3 separate regions of the Mus musculus genome follow, and regions 2 and 3 are each linked to region 1. A link is a loop called in an ENCODE intact Hi-C map of the cell type or tissue named here. Cell type or tissue: left cerebral cortex. All regions are shown on one strand. Each heading gives the region's core, and the rest is flanking DNA. Links, peaks and the distances in the headings are about the cores only.

The links. A loop is a pair of places that touch in the nucleus more often than their neighbours do. Peaks named below come from ENCODE experiments on the same cell type or tissue, not always from the same donor. Only the 100,000 strongest peaks of a DNase experiment are listed, where the experiment ranks them.
Region 2: it touches region 1 in a loop (2.4-fold over the local background); 5 of 42 quality-filtered maps call a loop at or near these places.
Region 3: it touches region 1 in a loop (2.2-fold over the local background); 2 of 42 quality-filtered maps call a loop at or near these places.

The regions. Positions count from the first base shown.
Region 1 is chr1:15,283,411-15,289,285 of GRCm38, reverse strand. It overlaps Kcnb2 (potassium voltage gated channel, Shab-related subfamily, member 2), which reads right to left and starts at 2,361. Exons shown (of 3, transcript NM_001098528.3): 1 at 1,802-2,361. In left cerebral cortex, for the core only: a CTCF peak has its summit at 2,649; DNase peaks (open chromatin) are centred at 1,534, 1,744 and 2,534; H3K4me3 peaks cover 2,657 bases; H3K27ac peaks cover 1,724 bases.
Region 2 is chr1:15,607,614-15,613,488 of GRCm38, reverse strand. All of the region lies in intron 2 of Kcnb2 (potassium voltage gated channel, Shab-related subfamily, member 2), which reads right to left. It overlaps Gm51617 (a long non-coding RNA gene), which reads left to right. Exons shown (of 4, transcript XR_003947747.1): 1 at 1-5,875. Among named protein-coding and RNA genes, the nearest start is that of Gm51617, 7.3 kb to the left of the region's middle. In left cerebral cortex, for the core only: no CTCF peak of the experiment used is centred there; a DNase peak (open chromatin) is centred at 2,813.
Region 3 is chr1:15,681,068-15,686,942 of GRCm38, reverse strand. All of the region lies in intron 2 of Kcnb2 (potassium voltage gated channel, Shab-related subfamily, member 2), which reads right to left. It also overlaps the pseudogene Gm25227. Among named protein-coding and RNA genes, the nearest start is that of Gm51617, 66 kb to the right of the region's middle. In left cerebral cortex, for the core only: a CTCF peak has its summit at 3,112; a DNase peak (open chromatin) is centred at 3,186; H3K27ac peaks cover 638 bases.

The sequences.
Region 1 (5,875 bases), core at 568-5,567:
AGGAAAGGGGGCTAAACACAAGAGGATGGAGACAAAGTATGCAGTCAAAAGTGCCAAGTGGCAGGCAGCAGAGCCCTTCTCTGGAGTCCATGGGTAGGGGTGTGTGGAAGAGGGACAGTGGAGGACACTAAGACAGGGAGGGGAAGGTTGAAGGAGAAAGAACACAAAGAGAACTGCCAAGTGGCTCACCCCTTTCTCCAAAAGTCTGAGTAGTGCTCAAGAAAGGAGAAGAGTATATTGGAGGGAACCTTGTTTGTCATGAGCAACGGCCCTGAACCCAGAGGTACTCCATGAAGAAGCGGCCCACAGGGGTGGCTTTGTGGGTGCATATAAACACTTGGAGGTGACTTCCCCATTCAGTGGAGAAGTGAGTTATTTCTATACTGGATGATCGGTATTCTCAGGGAGTCTTCATGGCTACATAAGTAAGCCCCACACTGGAAAAAAAAAATAGCACTGGAAGCAGCCAAACTGAAACATGTACACTTCCATGCACAGTGTAAGGGCCAAACTACCGAACGTTCTGATTAGATTAAGCACAAGAACTCTCTAGTGCAGATTTCTAAATGTTTTACTCACATATTAAAGGATAAGTGTGAGACAAGTTTTTTTATTTATTGATGTACCCTGCGCAAGTACCCAATGGGTGAAATAGATAAGACTTTATGATATGAACAATTTTAACATATTACTCTCTTTTCGAATTCTTTCCCAGGAGTCACTGACAGGAAAGACTTCAGACATTTGACCAAAATTGATTATTTGCTAATTCTACGAAATGTGCTATCACTAGTGAGTAATCCAAAGGTATCTATCCTACACAATGCTAGACATTTGAAAATAATAACAGTAAAATGTTTACTTTTTTTAAAGTTGGGATTGAAAAAAGAGTCAGATTGTCAGCAAACCCCCAACCAATCAATAAGAAAAAATTAGAAACGTGAAATGTCATTTAAAATATTGACATTAGTGTGTGACTTGATTGGATGGAGTGTTGAACCTACATGCAATCACCCCGATGCCTACCTGTGCATATATTGTGCAAAATATCCTAGTATTAGTCTTATCTATGTTATTCTTTACTGTCAAAACACTTGTGGGGTCATAAACGTCGCATAAATGGCATGTTTATGCACATTGCACATTGGTTCTTTTTATGAATGGATGAAAACAAATGCTCCTTATCTGAGGTAATAGATGGCAAGGTACTATCATGAAAAGGTTCATTAAGTCTTGGCAACAAAAGATGAGGCAGATGGTGGTGTCTTTCAGTGCCACTCAGGGCAACTGTATCCCCAGGTCTCCTTGACATATTGTATTGGAAAAAGCCTTGGAGTGCTTTCCTTAAAGACCTGTTCTAGCTCCTTCCGAGGAACCAAGACTGCTCACCACTGAGGAATAAAATGCATGTATGTCTCTGTATTCTGGGGACTGTGCATACACAACAGATATCATACTCCCTAAGTCTAGTCCGACAAGTGTGTGCATGCAAGTGTGGCATTTACCATCAAGCGATCAGGAAGAGAAGGCAACCGGGGTTCCTTTCTTACATACAACAGTTTCATCTTTTTGATCAAGTTAGGCTTTTAAGGGGCTTATACTTGTGTGTCTCCCCCACCAGGAAGAAGCATTTCGTTAATAATCTGTCAGGGCTAACAACCCAGCCAGCTTTGTTTGTAAGTCCACTGGGCGCCATATGGCAGTTTCCAGTTCCTTTAGCAACTCAAGTCTCACTAGACTGCCACAGTGAAGCATCTCTAAAGAAGAGCTCTTGGGGAGCTGCAATGCCCAGGTCACTTACCTAGCTCCCACGGACCCAGCTCTGCTCAGCCAGCAGCTCTGGCTCCTGTGCCACAGGGGGCTGTGGGATTCCCTGCTCCCTCAGAGGACTCCTCTCTTGCAAAGGTCCCTTTTGCCAATGATGTGTCGTTGGAAATCCCCCTCCCCTCCACAGAGAGGAGGGTCTGCCCGGCTGGCTGGAGCTCCAGGCAGCTTTCCTTCCTTCTTTACATATCTCACTCCGGTTCGCAGTCTCTAGTAAAAGGGCTCACAGAAGCCGCATTGGTAAGAAGCGAAGGCATCCTTTAAAAAGAACAATAATCTTCCTCGATCGTCACCCGCCTTTCCCCGCGTGGAGCCCCCATCCCCCTGTCGCCGCCGCCGCCGCCCAGACCAGAGAGGGCTGGAGTGAAGGGGGAAAAAAAATCAAGAGGTTCTCTGCGCGCCGCACCAGCCCTGGACTTGGCGCTGGATCCCGCTGCCGGAGGAGCGGCTGTGGCCAGCGGGGGCGGCGGGTGCTCAGGGGCACTCGGTGGAGCTCGGTGGGTGTGTGTCTGTGCAGCAGCGACGCTGGCTCCGCGCGAAAAACCAGGCGGGGCGCTCCGGGCGCGGGTCCCCCGCCCCGTAGCTCTCCGGCCAGGCGCGCACACACGCCCGCGGCCACCCAGCCTCGCGCTCCGCCTTCCGCGCTCCGCGCACCCGCGGGCAGAGCGGCCGCCAGCGCCTCTCTCTGTTTCTCCTCCTCCAGCGACTCCCAGGCAATCGCAGCTCCCGGGGGTGGGTGGCGGGGATGCACCGCTGGCCCGGCACCTCCTGGGAAACGCCAGGCTCGGCCTCCCGGCGCCTGAGCTCGGCAGGAGACAGCGCCCCCGGTGCCCAGGGTGCGGCCCGGGCGCGGACGGTCGGGCGCCGCCCACACCTCGCCCGATCCTCCCTAGGCTCCTGCGGCCGCCTGGGTCCGGGCTCCACACCCACCTGTCTCTCTTGGTGGCTTGCACACGGACACACTAGGCAAGGGGTCCACAGCCCGGCGGCCACCCCACACACGCGGCCGGGGAAGCCCTGGTAAGCCCGTCGAGATGCTCCCGCAGCTTCATGGATTTCCTGGCCTTTCTCTTCCATCTGCTGTGCTCTCCTGCTGCCAGACCCCTAAGCGACCAGAACCAGTGCTCCTTGTTCCACCATGGGGAACTGGGACAAGGACATATGGCTCCTGAGGATGGGCCACGGAGTATTTTCCCACAAAAGAAGTTTCTCGGATAAAAAGGAGCCCAGGTGGAATCTGACTTCACTTCTGTATCCTCCAGCTCTATTCAGGACCATATCCAGGAGTCACTGGCCTTTCTGTGTCTGAGGCTAAAGCTGGGTAGGACTCTTTAGACACTCTGATTCTTGTTTCCCACAGGGGTGCTATGACCCCCCCAGAGTCCACCAGAGACCTGGGAGGTGAGAGATTCCCAGGACTCAAAGATGAAATGCCCCCCAGTAGAGAGAAGGAACTTATAGAGTCCACCTCCAGCAGGAAGACAGGACTTCAAATGAGGGGGGTGCCATCCCACAGTCATATCTCTGACCCATAATTGTTCCTGTCTGAAAGAATTACAGGAATGGAAATGGAGAAGAGCCTGAGGAAAATAAGGTCCAGTGACAGGCCCAAAGTGGGATCCAGCTCAAGGGGAGGTCCCAAGGCCTGACACTATTACTGAGGCTATGGAGTGCTCACACAAAGGGATCTATCTATCATGACTGCCCTCCGAAAGACCAAACAAGCAGCTGAAAGAATCAGGTGCAGATATTTGCACCCAACCAATGTACAGAAGCAGCTGACCCCTGTTGTTGAATTAGGGAAGAGTGAAAGAAGCTGAGGAGAAAGGTGATCCTGTAGGAGAACCAGCAGTCTCAATCTGGACCCCTAAGATCTCTCAACCACTGGACCACCAAACAGACAGCATACACCCGCTGATGTAAGGCCCCCAACACACATAGACTAGAGGACTGCCAGGTCTGTGTTCATTCAGAGATGAGGCACCTAACCCTCAAGAGATTGAAGGCCCCAGGGAGTTTAGAGGTCGGGTGTGGTGAGGTGTGGGGGCATCCAAGTGGAGACTGGGTGAGGTGGGGAGGAGGTGTGGGATGTGGAGCAGTTGGAGGGTGCATGGGGGTGGGGAATGGAATATGGCGTGTAAAAATAAGTTGAAAACAAAATTAAATTAAAAATAAACCTGGTTTGCTTGATTTAGTGGTCTGTTTACTGTCTGGAATTTTATGCCAAATTCCCCCTTAAAAAGAGGGCCATAAGCTGGATACCCCAGGCCCCTTCCCTACTTTGGAGTGTAATAAAAACAATAAACTTGAACAAAATTCCTGGGATCTTCAGGTTCCTGACTCAGGTACACCTTGATGGGTGGAAAATTAAGCAGTCAAAACAGTTGAGTGTCTTTCAGGAAAACACATAACTTAAAACACTCCTTCGAACAGAATTCAGGGCATGAAAATATATTCAAAGTTGGGACCCTCAACATGACTTATGGCCAAGGCTGTCTACCTATTGTGTTCAAACATATCTCATGTAGTCCTATGAGCAGGGCATGGCTGGCGTGGCCTTCCCAGTTTCACTATGTTGAACTCGTGACTCTCTTGTGCTGAGTGATCTTTTTGTGCTGTCAGACATTGCTGGATGTTATGGGAACTGGTTCTTCTAAGTCCATCATTCTCCATTAAGAAACTTGCCTTGGCTTCTCTTTCCTCTCCCTGGGACTTCTGAAGTGTGAGCACCAAGAACAGAATGCCTGGATTCTAAAACCTTTATCATTATCCTGGCCGGGACCCAAGCGCCAACTCTAAGGTCCAGGAGCTGGCAGGAAGTGCATTCCCTTGCCCCCAGCCTTTCCATAGAGTTTACACTTTTCTTCAGACAATGTGTCTCCAGAACAACCTTGAAGCCATCACTGAGCCTGCACAGCTGTGTCACTGAGTCTTTCTCTCTCTCTCTCTCTCTCTCTCTCTCTCTCTCTCTCTCTCTCTTTCTTGTTTCTTTTTTGTTTCCCCTAGATTATTCCTTACTACATCTCAGGTCCAAATTACCAAAGCCTTCTCAGGCCCATTTCTTACTCTTAACTCTTCAGTGACACCCCGTGCCCGCACCCCCTCACCCCCACATACCCTGCTCTTAGACATCCAGAGCATATTGCCCCAGCTTTTTTTTTTTTCATTTTTTATTAGGTATTTAGCTCATTTACATTTCCAATGCTATACCAAAAGTCCCCCATATCCACCCACCCCCACTCCCCTACCCACCCACTCCCCCTTTTTGGCCCTGGCGTTCCCCTGTACTGGGGCATATAAAGTTTGCGTGTCCAATGTTGCCCCAGCTTTTAAAAGAGACAAACAGGGCCTTCTGGGTTTTATGACATGTGTATCATCCTAAAGTGTGAGTTCCCCCAGGAATGATTTTAAAATCCCTCCATTGTTTTCGTGCCTTCAGTGCAACCCAATGCCCGCTATGTATTCAAAGAACTCGTATTTCACAGCTTTTTTTTTTTGTTCATTGAATGGAATCTATAAAAAATACTAAGTCTAGAAAGACATTTTAGCAGCTGTTTTGGGTACACTGAAATTCTAACCATGCAGTAAACTTTTTATATACTTAAGAGTGATTACAGAAATTCCCTTTGTTAGGCCTATATCAGAAATATTGTTTACCTTTGTGACATCTTTGGTAACCAAAGCTCAAACTTTGGTTAGATTTGAGTATGTAGACTCCATTTGCTTACTGGGAAAACGGACCTGAGCCCAACAGCAATGATTCTGTCTCCGTTATCTGGGAGATAGGTCCTAGGGCTTGGTTACCCTTCCAGTCCCAGCTGTGTGTCTGAGATACAGTATGAAGAAAGCAGTCTGAAGCTGGGAGATGGATCTGACGCTACTTACCAGGATACTCACCAGTTTATATGTTCACGGCATAGACAGAAGGAGGCACTGTGCACCATCAGTTATGGCAGGCATCTCCCAAGGCACTGTGCTGGGCTCCAATCAATGCAAAAAACTCCTGCATCCATTATCACCAGATACTTGCACCTGTACAGTGCATACATTT
Region 2 (5,875 bases), core at 325-5,324, 320 kb before region 1:
CCTTCTAGAAGGAAGTAAGAGCTCTGGGCATAGAGCTTAAATTACAAATACCTTTTAAGAAATCAGAAAAACCTTTGTGTGAAGTTGGATTCAGAAATGACAGGCAAAAAATCACAGGCAGAAAATTTAAAAGAAAACAGATGTTGGAATTGTGACAAAACTGAAATCACATTATGTATGGGACATTATTTCAGGACATAGTACAAATGGTCGATACGTACAGGAAGAGATGCTTGGCCTCATTCAGTGGGAAATGCAAATAAAATACTATATAATTTTACTTTATTCCCATTAAAATGGGTAATAACCAGAAAATACAAAATACATAGTGTGATGGGTGTAAAGAATTTGAAATCTTGTGCATAGTTAGAGGGAACATAAAATGGTACAGCTAGCATGGAAAACAGAGAATTCTCCAAGTCCCTAAACAAAAGTCAGTATAAAACCCAGCCATTCTACTTCCAGTTCTCTTTCTCAAAGATCAAAAGCAGTATCGTGAATGGTAAAAAACATCCTTCACAACAGTAGAGAAGTTGAAACAACATGGTGTCTCTAGAAGGATCAATGGCAGCACAAACTGTGGCAATATGGATAATGAAATATTATTTAAAGGAGAGGAAATCTGGGTCGTGTTTCTAAGATAAGACACTAACTAAGATAGTTATAGGGCAGCTATTGATTGATACGAGGTCCTGGGAATACTAAACACCACAGGCTAAAAGCAGTATGAGCAGTATGGGGATTTAGTGTGCTCAGAGTTCAGAGCTTCAGTCTTGGAAAATGAAAATGACCTGGGGATGAAAGTGGGTGATGATCATGAAATGATGTGAATACACTTCATATCACAAGACTTAGCTCTTAACAATGTGCCCAGAAAATGGCACACATGATGCTATATGTAGTTTACTACAGCAAAATATAAAAGAACTCAGAGTGTAGAAGGGAGAAAGGGCTGTAAGGGGGCTCTTTAGAGGAAGCTTGGCAGGGAGGAGTCTTACCCACTCTCTTTCCAGGTGGGGCTGTCACCTCACCTACTGCCAGTCTGAAGCTAGTTCCAGATGTGAGCCTCCCAGTAAGACTTATCTTTGAAAATGGGATCTATGCATCGATATATCTAGACTAAGAAAGACTGGATACTTCAGATTTATGGTCATGACTGCTGTTTTGGAATGAGTCTGAATGTGCAGTTTTGAGGGAAGAAAGAATGTGAGGGCACCTGTAGGCCAGGCAGAAAGGAGTCATCATTAGATTTTTAAAGATATCACAAAAGAGGCATATTTCAGGGGCAGGAGAACCAAACAAGAATAGTATGGAGCATACTTAGAGATGGGGGAGTTGGGAGCAGGGAGCCAGCAGTGACCACTGGGCTACTGCAGGAGAGCCAGGGCAGTGCAGGGGAAGAACCTAGCAGTGGCACAGGACAGGAGAGTCATCTTTTACACATGTGCCCGACTAGAGCACAGGAGCCAGATACTGGCAAAGGGGGACAAACAGAAGGTGCCCAAAGCAAGGCAAACCGTGAGAGCCAGAGAGCCGGCCTTCTAATGGGTGCCAACTCTTGTACAATGATGGTGATTGCTCATTTAATGTTTCTGTTCCCTTGTTGCTGGGCAATGGTGGCACATGTCTATAATTCTAGCCCATGGGAGACTTAGGCAGAAGGATATCTGTGCATCCAAGGGCAGCCTAGGCTACTTAGTGTGTTTCAAGTAAGCCTGAATGAGACTCTGCTTTAAACAAAGTAAGACACAAATGTAAAACAACAACAACAACAGCAACAACAACAACAACAACAACAACAACAACAAAACATGAACCAACAAATAAAGTTTGTCTTTGTCATAGAGCAACTGTCTCTGAGTGGAGAGAAAAATGCTTGTGTCTGTGGAGTGGAAGACTATAGCTGAGGTTTCTATAGTGCCAAGGAATGGAGGAGATAGAAATAAGTGATTGTGAAAAAAATTAAAGATTATTATTATTATTATTATTATCATCATTATCATTATTATTATGTGTCTGTGTATGTATCTATGTGGAGTAAGTGTATGATAGTGCCTGTCTTCAGAAGCCAGGATATTGGACACCCTGGAGCTGGAGTTATAGGTGGTTGTGTGTTATTCTGTATGGGTGCTGAGAACTGAACTCTGCTCTTTCGCAGTCACTGAGCCATCTCTCCAGCTCCCAAGAGTACATTTTTATCACACAACCAGTCATGCTTGTTGGGCATACCACCTTCAAGCTCAGGGTTTCCAGGTCCTTGAAGAGCCAATATAGGCTTCCCTGGAACTCCTTTCAGGTGAAAGCAAAGTCCATGGCCTCTAGGGTGGTGCTGGCTTTTCATCCGTTTCAGTGGTAGCACTTGTAATGATCCCATGATTTCTTCAGTTGTAAAATGGAGTTAATAATGTTACCTGCCACCTAGGTGGCTTTTGCATTACATGAGAGAATGAAACTCATGTATAGAACCTGGGCTTCTATATATGGGCTTTGATTTATTGTTATTATGGGTAGAAAATTTACAGAAAATTTGCCTTTTGAGGATTCGTTTTTCCCACAAAGAATGCTGTGTCTTCTCTATGAGATCTTGGAAACTGGCATTTGACAAGGAGCATGTAGCAGCAGAGTGTCATAGGTATCAAAGTCTCAACTCAATTTAGCTCAGATAAAGATTAATGAAAAGTCTGCCCTGAGCAGTGCCCTTGGCAGAGTCCATTTGGGAGCCAGTATCTGTGCAAAGACTCCAAAAGCACACAGAAACTCCCTTCCAGTCGAGATTTGCTGCATAAAGCCTTTACCATGGCAACAGGGAAACACTTGCAGAGCCCTGCAGCTGACACTGGGAAAAACATCACCTATTCTCAAGGTACCGAAAATTGCACAGCGTGACTCAGAGTGGCTTCCTCAGTCTGGTTATTGGCTGGGCTATATAAGTGCTGAGCAAATACAGGGCATTAAAGGTGGGTAGGATCTGGGAGGAGTGGGTAATCATGATCAGAATAGATTGTATGAGAAAAATTATTTTCAAATGTGTGTGTGCTTCTACGCTACAAACGACCTTAAGAAGGAGGGGATGTGAAAGTAAAAAGAGCTACATGTGTCTGATTCTCAGAAAGATAATGAGGTCAGGGTTAGAGTAAAGGCTACGATGACAACTCTCGTGAAGTGATAGTCTTTGCATGGTCAAGAAAATAAAGTGGGGGCACTTGATTTAGATGACAGGAAAGAGATGGGTCTCAGACAGAGCTCAGCAAAGATGACCCCAGACACACAGACAAGCCAGATGTTAGAGAAGTAGGAGGGTACCCTGTCCTCTGTCTGTGTGTGTGTCTGTGTGTGTGTGCGTGCGCGCACACATGGGTGCTCATGATCCATGGTATTTGTGTCAAGGTTGGAGGACAGCTTTCAGGACTCACTTCTCTCCTCCAGCAAGTGAGTCTCAGGATTTGAACTCAGGTTGGCAGTCTTGGAAGCAAGTGCTTTATTTAACCTGCTGAGACATCTTGCTGGCCCCATTCATGTGTTTTAAAGGATGGGTGAAAATGTGATTTGTAATTACTTACAGAGATCATGAAGCCTGCTGTTGGAGACTAGCCCAGGTAGGAGGTTAAGAGCGAGCAGAAAGAGATTGAGATATGGGAGTGGAGTGCTGAATCATGATGGTGGACCAGGGGTGCAAAGCAGAGAGAAGAAGGTGAGGGGAGCTGACCACTTACTTTTGTGAGGTCAAGAGAGCTCACTCCATACTTAGGTCAACAGTCCACAGCACATGAGCCGTGGACAGCACTGACTCAGACTTCCTCCCCGCTCTTGTTTCTGTGCCTCATCTTTGCAGTTAGATTGCTACACAGCTCAGCACAGAAATGCCAAGTATATGTCATGTTTGAGGCCTTGGCTCTTCTGTCACAGAAGGGAGGAAACATATTTCAGACACACAGCTAACTGCAGGGCCTCCTCAAGTGCCAGAGCTGCAAAGGTGTGTGTCTTGTGGAAGGACTAGCTGGTCTTTTCACACATTCCAAGAGATATTTTAATCCTCCACTTTAAATCGCTAATTCCAGAGGAGAGACTCTCAAATGACTTGCTATCACCAGAGGGTTTTGTGATGGAAAGTCCCTGAGAAGAACTACACTTTCCACCTTACCTCCCTCGAAGTAGATTCATTTGATTAGAAATTCAGTAACATGGAGATGTTGAAAAGTTCAAGTCCAGAGCCAGTTTCCCTTGGGATATCATGAGCCCTCTTAATAGTCATTCATTTCCTTCCCCTGTTCCATCTATGTAACTACCATCTATCATCTACCTATTTATATCTTTTCTTTAACCTGACTCCCCTCCCTTCTCTTTTATCTTTGTTGCAAGTAAACAAACTAAACAGCAACAAAATCATCCTTTCTGTAACTGTCTACAGTAAGTAAATTAACCAGCATTACTTTTTTAAATTACTATCAACTTTTTAAAAAGTTTGCACAGTTAAGACTTAATATGTATAGCTCGATGAGTATATATACTGGGTTCAATGTATATGTGTGTTGCTCAGTGAGTATGTATGGATGTGCATATGTGTACATGTGTGTGCCTCAATAAGTGTGCATGGATGTGTATGTATGTGTGTACTGGGCTCAATGAGTGTATACTTGTATGTATATATGCATATATGTGGTCAATGAGTGTGCCTGTATGTGTAATGTCCATGTGTATGAATGGACTGAATGAGTATGTAAATACACATGTATGTGTGTATGCATGAGGTTCAATGAGTGTACATGTATATACATATGCATATATGTATATGGCTCAGTGAGTGTATATGTGTACTTGTTCACTGAACAGTTAATATAGTGATGTGTAGGACTGTATTTAAAATGAATATGGTAGAAAATAACTTTTAGTTGAAATTCTTTTAAAAATGCTAATGATCCTTTCACATCTTGTCGTGTTCCCAGCTCTGGTTACCACACTGCACAGTAGAAATAGGGTCAGGGCAGCCAAGGGCCAGGCCAAGGCCTCTGGATCAAAGGACTGTAGCAGGGTCATGGCTTAGGTTATCACATCCAATCTGATGTTTCTCCCCTTTCCACTCCTGTATAAAGCTTATTTACTTAAGTGTCTGAACACTGGCAGAATAATGCCAGGCTAATAACTAGAAATATTAATAAATACTATGCTTTTAATAATTTTAAAACACAGATGAAAAGACTTAGCAGCTAAACTCAGAGATTCTTCTACCATCTGTTCTGGCACACAGGTCATGGATTAACATGTGACCATGTGAGGAAAGCCAACAGTGTTTCAGATAACCCATAACAGTCTGGAGGCTTTTATTTTGTCAGTTAGATAATGATTTGGGGGAGAGAATTTCTCATTTAAATGTTAAATAAGAAAAAATTTCTCAATTCATGAGAAGCACCATAATAAAACCTTAGTAGATTTTAGTAAAGAGATAGGAAAAAAAATCTTTTTGACTTGTATAAAAAGGCTGAATAAGAACAGAAATGGACATAATAGAAGGAGAAAGAGAGCGAGAGTCTTGCAGGAAGGAGATAATATTGAAAATAAACTTCCTAAATCAATGAACTTTTTAAAAAGGGACAATTCTGCATGACTAACTTAGAATGGAAAACATGAATTTTCTTATGAAATGATGTGTATTCATAGAACAGCTGCATAGTTTTCCTATTGGCATTATCCTAGTCAACACAGACAATCAGGACTATACCCACAGAACCGAAAGGGAGAGCTCAGCTGTGGGGAATTCTGCAGTAGCTTGGTAAGAGGGTTTCTTGCAGAGTTTGTGTGCAGAATTCTTGCAGCATTCTGAGGAGTTAAGGAGCGCCGGGCCAATCTCTGGACTGGATGCTGTAGCTGAGGCAGGATG
Region 3 (5,875 bases), core at 325-5,324, 400 kb before region 1:
CCTGCTTTAAACTGTGAGTGTGTGTGTGTGTGTGTGTGTGTGTGTGTGCGCGCACGTGCATGGAAGTCAGAAGATACCTTGGTGGAGTCCTATCTCTCTTTCTATGTTCATGTGAGGATGGAATTCAGGTATGATCAGAAGTTTTTGGAAAGAACTGCACTTTATACTGAACTTTCTTTGGTTTAAATGATTATTAGAATTCAATGACTCTTGGAACATTGGGATGTTTTAAGTCCGGAGGCTAAATACAGGTTGTGGCTGTAAGCTGACACAGGTTGACAAGCTTACAAAACAAGCACCTTTACTTGCTGAATCATCTCTCTGGACTGTTCCTAGCTTTTCTGTCTTTTGTGGTTTTTATTGTTTTGGGGATTGCTACACACCCTTGTTATCTTAAAATACCTATTTAGGAGTTTCTACCGTACTTAAGACCTTATTGTCCCAGATTAAAAAAAAAACCCACAGAAACCTTTAGATCTATAACAAGCTTTAGAGCACCACAGCTGGACAGATATCAGCCTTCTATGCTATTTTCTCTGCTTCTTGGTGGTGATGCCTGAGATATGACTTGGGCCTGTTCTGACTGGACCACTCCTACTCCATCAGGCCAGCCCTTATGGCCATGTGCTCATGATCCTCCTACCCAATGTCAACTTCCTTCTTCTTCCTCCTCACTCTTCTTGTGGTCTCTACCTGAGACCCCAAGCCCAGGAACCAATGCTTTGCCCATCAATCAGGGATAACTTGGGAAGGGGGCAGGGTTTACACAAAAATGCTGGTGTATGTGAAAATTCACTGTGTTGGGGCCACTAGGCCTTGGGATACAGAATTTAGCATTCAAATACATGGAAGCACCAGACTACCCTCTACATATTTCTATTAAAAATGCTACCCTTACTGCCTTTAGGTATGGTTGCTGTGCATCAGTAGGTGGCAGAGAGGAGAGAAGCTGTATCTAAGCTTAGTGTTGTGACCTCTGAACATCTGAATGATGAGTAGCCTAGCATTCCATGAAAATTATTGAACCTCAGATGATTACCTGTTCAATACCAGGGGCCTTAGACAGGGAAGTAGCCTGAGATAACCACAAGTCTGGCACCATTCAGGCTGGGATGGGCTCCCAGGATGAATCCAGGGCAAGAGTGAGCCCGGGACAGACAACCCTTGCAAAAGACTATTCGGGCATGCTCAGGTTAGGAACAGTTCTGAGATGACCACTAGACTAGTGCTATGGGGCCAGGAGATGGAGCTAGCCTGAATGACCACCACTTGGGTGCTGCACAGGCTTGGCAGGGGCAGACCACGTTGGAGTTGAACCCTGTCCACTTGCACTCCTGAGACCACTCCTAGAATGACCCCAGGTACTAGGAGATCCCAGGAGCCACTAAGAGGAGCAAGAAAGTGGTGGAGAAATGGAAAAGAAAGAGAAACAGAAGGGTGTGGACACAATGAAGACAGGCAGAACTGGAGACTTGAGGATAGTGGGGAATAGCTTAATCTGAGTAGCTGGTGACTGCTATCCAGGGCTCCATCTGGGTACATGACCAACAACAGCAGGAGTCGGTTACCTTCAAAGGTTAGGCAGACATCCCTAGTTTGTGACATGTTGATGATATTTGAGGACTGTGAGGAACTGGCCCTTCCCCTCAAGTGGGCATTGTGGGAGAGCTGGCCCGGCAGCATGAGAGCAGAGGAACTGATCCTCTTTCTAGCCAGCTGTACCTCACCTGGGCAGCACTGTAGAGTGGCCCTGGATTTAGGAGTTGTGGGAGAACCAGCTCTGAGGGTGTGAGAGCTAGCAAAGTGACCAGCTCAGATACCTCTCAAGCCTAGTTCCAGGGCTTTGAATTGGCCCACTCCAACATCTATCCCATCAATAAACTTCTGCGGTGCATAAAGGGACTGGTCCTACAGATCCAAAACTAGAGTATCTCCATGACACAGGGCATCAACAGGATACCCAGGAGGAGTCAAAAACAAAAAATAATATCGTTACCTCCGCAAAAAAATTTGCCTTTCCCTAAACTTCATTTTCTTCTATCTTGCTATAGTATGAATGTTTGCATTCCTCAAAAATTCCACTTTGTTAGGGGAGGAGGGAGATATGAACAAACTACATGGTATATATTTATAAATTATAATTATGAGCCCTGATTATGAACATATGCTAATAATTCAAAAGAAAAAAGTTTGTATGTTCAAATTTTGACAGCCAAGGTGATGGTATTTGAAGGATTCTTTGGAAGGCTTGGCTGCTAAGAGTGGGGCCCCATTGGGCAGGATCTGTCTCCTAATAGAAGAGACGAGAGAAACTTTAAGTAAGGACATAGGGAAAAGATACCTGTGAGCCAGGAAATACGCCAGACACAGGCTGCTCATGCCTTGATCTTGTTCTTGGCTCCCTTCATAACTGTGGGAAATAAGTGTCCATTGTTTATAAGCTACCCAGTGAACAGTACCTTGTTCTAGCAACCTGAAAAAACTAGGGCATGTCCTTTTTTCACTTTGCCTTTCTGAATTTTTCCTAAAAGACAAACATCATCAAAGCACAGTTTTTGTAGCACAATGCTACCTGTTGGGATGGGAATGGCAAGACTTCCAATGTTACATACTCATGAAAGTCTGGGTGGAAGGAAGTCGTCTCTGGAGAATCAAGATAGCATCTCAGCTTTCTAGGAGAAATAGCAACCAACCACTGGTCTGAAATGGGTAGGCTCGAATCCTGGCACTTACAGATTGATGAGAGGTTTGTGTCTTGAGCCACCTGTAATGTCCTGGATTCTAAGATGTGAATGCTTGTAGTGCTTTGTCTTGGCTGTCCTTTGAATTCAGGAATTCATTCAATGCTGTTGTCTTAAAATGGCGGAACTGAGGGTTTCTAGGGATATTGTACCCAGTCTGAAAGCAGAACAGGATCCTAACAGCTGTCTGTGTTTGAGTTTGGAAATGAATAGTTGGGTGTACCAGATGTTTTTAAAATGCAGTTTCCTGTGGGAAAGGGTCTGGATCTTACCATTATATGCGCTCCAGCCAACATTTTGAAATATTAATGAGAAACTCTGCATTCTGGAAACAAATTGATTCATCTATGACACGAGGCTTGTTCTCACCAGTAGGTGTCTCTGTTCCATCATGCTCTGGCCCAAACACAGCCAGGCTTCTCCTGGACCTACATGTTACATAAAAGGCATCTTTTCTTTAGAAATCCTATACTTTGGAGAGAAGATATAAACAACTTCTCTTTATTTATACTCACTTTGACTCTGAATTTGGCCTTGCTTCACATTGCTGGTTGCTGAAAATGTTGGAGGGTGTTTTCAAGATAAACTCCCTTTTCATTCTTTGGTACTTAAATTAGCCCAGTTGCTAAGCTTTATCTCTGTTAGATAAAACGGTGCATTTCCGAGAAAAACTGCAATAAATACAGTGTAGGCATGAAGCCCGTTCAGAAGGCCAGAATCTTCCTCCTAAACAGTTGTTTCCTCTCTGATAAAATGGAGCTTCGGGTTAGGCTACACAGGTATTCATCTAAAGCACGAATCTTTGAGAGCTGGTATTGATAACAGCAAACTATGTGGTCTTGGGCTCTAGACTAACTGGGTCCATATTTGGACTCTGCCTTTCATTCTGTTTGCTTGTCTTTGAGTAGCATCCTCAACCTGTGTGCCAGTTTCCTCATGCACAGAAGGATAATGATGATAATGCTATTATTCTGTGACAACTCCATAGAGATTAAACCTCATATGAGTTCAGGTACTCTGAACACCTCATGGTGTATATGGGTTATATATGATAGACATTGTTTGTACATATAGGATAGAGCCCCTTCCTGTTATCACTTTTGACCCAGCTGAATTAAGGCAATGAATAGTTGCTGCAACATTGAGGTGCATGCCTCCTTTACAGCTTGTCTCACTTACAAAGGTTTAATAAAATTGCCTCATGGATTTGTCCCCTGACTGAGTGATTTTGCCTGGCCCGTGTAATTTCTTAAGGGGAGAGCCAGCTGCCATCTCTTGCACTCCCAAGGAGGTTTTCTACACAGCACAACTCAAGAAATGCCTTCCACATGGAGTTGGTTACAGACTTCAGTTGCTACAAACTTAACTTCAGGAATGAGGGAAATACAATTATTCTGTGTTAAATCACAACTAAGCATGAAAGTGCACACAGCGTTTTACTACATGACCAAAGAGTCATCCTTATCTTCCAAATAAGCTTGACTGATATATAAACTAGTTAAAAGGAGAGAATTAGTAGTGACAAACACACATGCATTAGCTCACGTCAATCTCTTAAAAATACTTTTAGGTGGGTTTCATCATTAATTCCAGCCAACAGCAAGGAAGCAAAAGGACAAATGACTCATCACCACACCCAGTGCTTTGTTAATGAACGTATTCCATGTATTCTCACTACTACATGTCAGTTGATACTACTGATATTCCCAGAGAGATGCTGAACTCTGCCGGGCTGATTCCTCAGGTAGCCCTGTTAAATAAGGAATGGCTTAGAGATGCTCATCCTTTAGGGGAACAGTACTGGACAGGGCGTGGAGTCGGACGAAGGCTCAAAAGCGATGATCCCTGGGATTCCTGGTCTTATAATCTTATTATTTGTGCTTTAATAAGCACTGGTTTCTTTTCTCTCTGGCTCAAGGACCTCTCACTGGCCAAGTGAGAGGCTTGGGACTCGTTAACTATTTGTAAAGCAGAGAGAAAAAGAATTAAAATCTTTTACACAGGCAGTACACACACACACACACACACACACACACACACATTCATATACATACATACTCTGGTTGGACCTGAATACCTAGCTCATCAACTCCTCAAGTATTTATGCACACTTACATGTACACACATATGCCTACACACACATATATAGAGAAACAGACATATACATATATATGCCTCATTTGATCATAATGTACACCTGTGGCATCTTTCTTGGCTCTGACCTAGAATGAATGTTTTTCCTGGATCACAAATTTGTCCCAAGCCTATTTCTCTTTTTAGTGTAATTGTGAAAGCTCATTGTATTTCTTATTATGCAACTTTTACTTAAGATTTTATGAGGAATGGGCACATTCTATTCTTGAGTCTAGCTTTATTATATATTTCTGGCAAAACACCCTAAAACCACCCCTTAAAACTTCCTAGTATTATTTAAACCAAACCAAGAATCCTATAAAATCACTAATTCATCTAAACAGCATTAATTCATGGGAGTTCATTTTAAAGTTGATTTGTAGGAAATCTGTCCAATAGGGTGGGCTGATGCCTAAGAATCATTAGACTATGTAATAGTGATCAGCTGCAAGAAGCAATCCTGAGGTGAAGTCTCCTGGGACCTTGCCTCTCAGATTTCTCCCATTGTAGGCCATGCAGAAACAGCCACCTCCAGGAAAGTCACCTGCCAGTCTTAGCCTCTCCCAGATGGCTCCTGATACTCACACTCAAACTAGAACCAAGGAAGCACACAATTCCAGCCAGCCAAGAGCTGATGCTCAGTGTTTGGGTGCCAGGTGCTGCGGGGAGGGGCATCCTGATTGACAGAAAGAGTACTCGGCTTGGGCTGTGGTATATTTTGGTCAATGCTTATAGTAGACTTTTCTTTAATCATGGCTAGGTAAAAGTGCTTGCTATGAAGTCTGATGACCTGAGTTTGATTCTGTAGATCTAAATAATGGAGTTGAGAACCAACTTCCATAAGTTGTCTTCTGACCTCTACACACATACAGTGGCATGTGTACCTCTTCCTACTAAAATAAATAAGTAGGTAAATAAATAAATAAATAAATAAGAAAGCAAATCACTTGGTACCTCGGTTTATTAATCTGTTCAATGTCATTTTGAAGTAAAAGATTTGT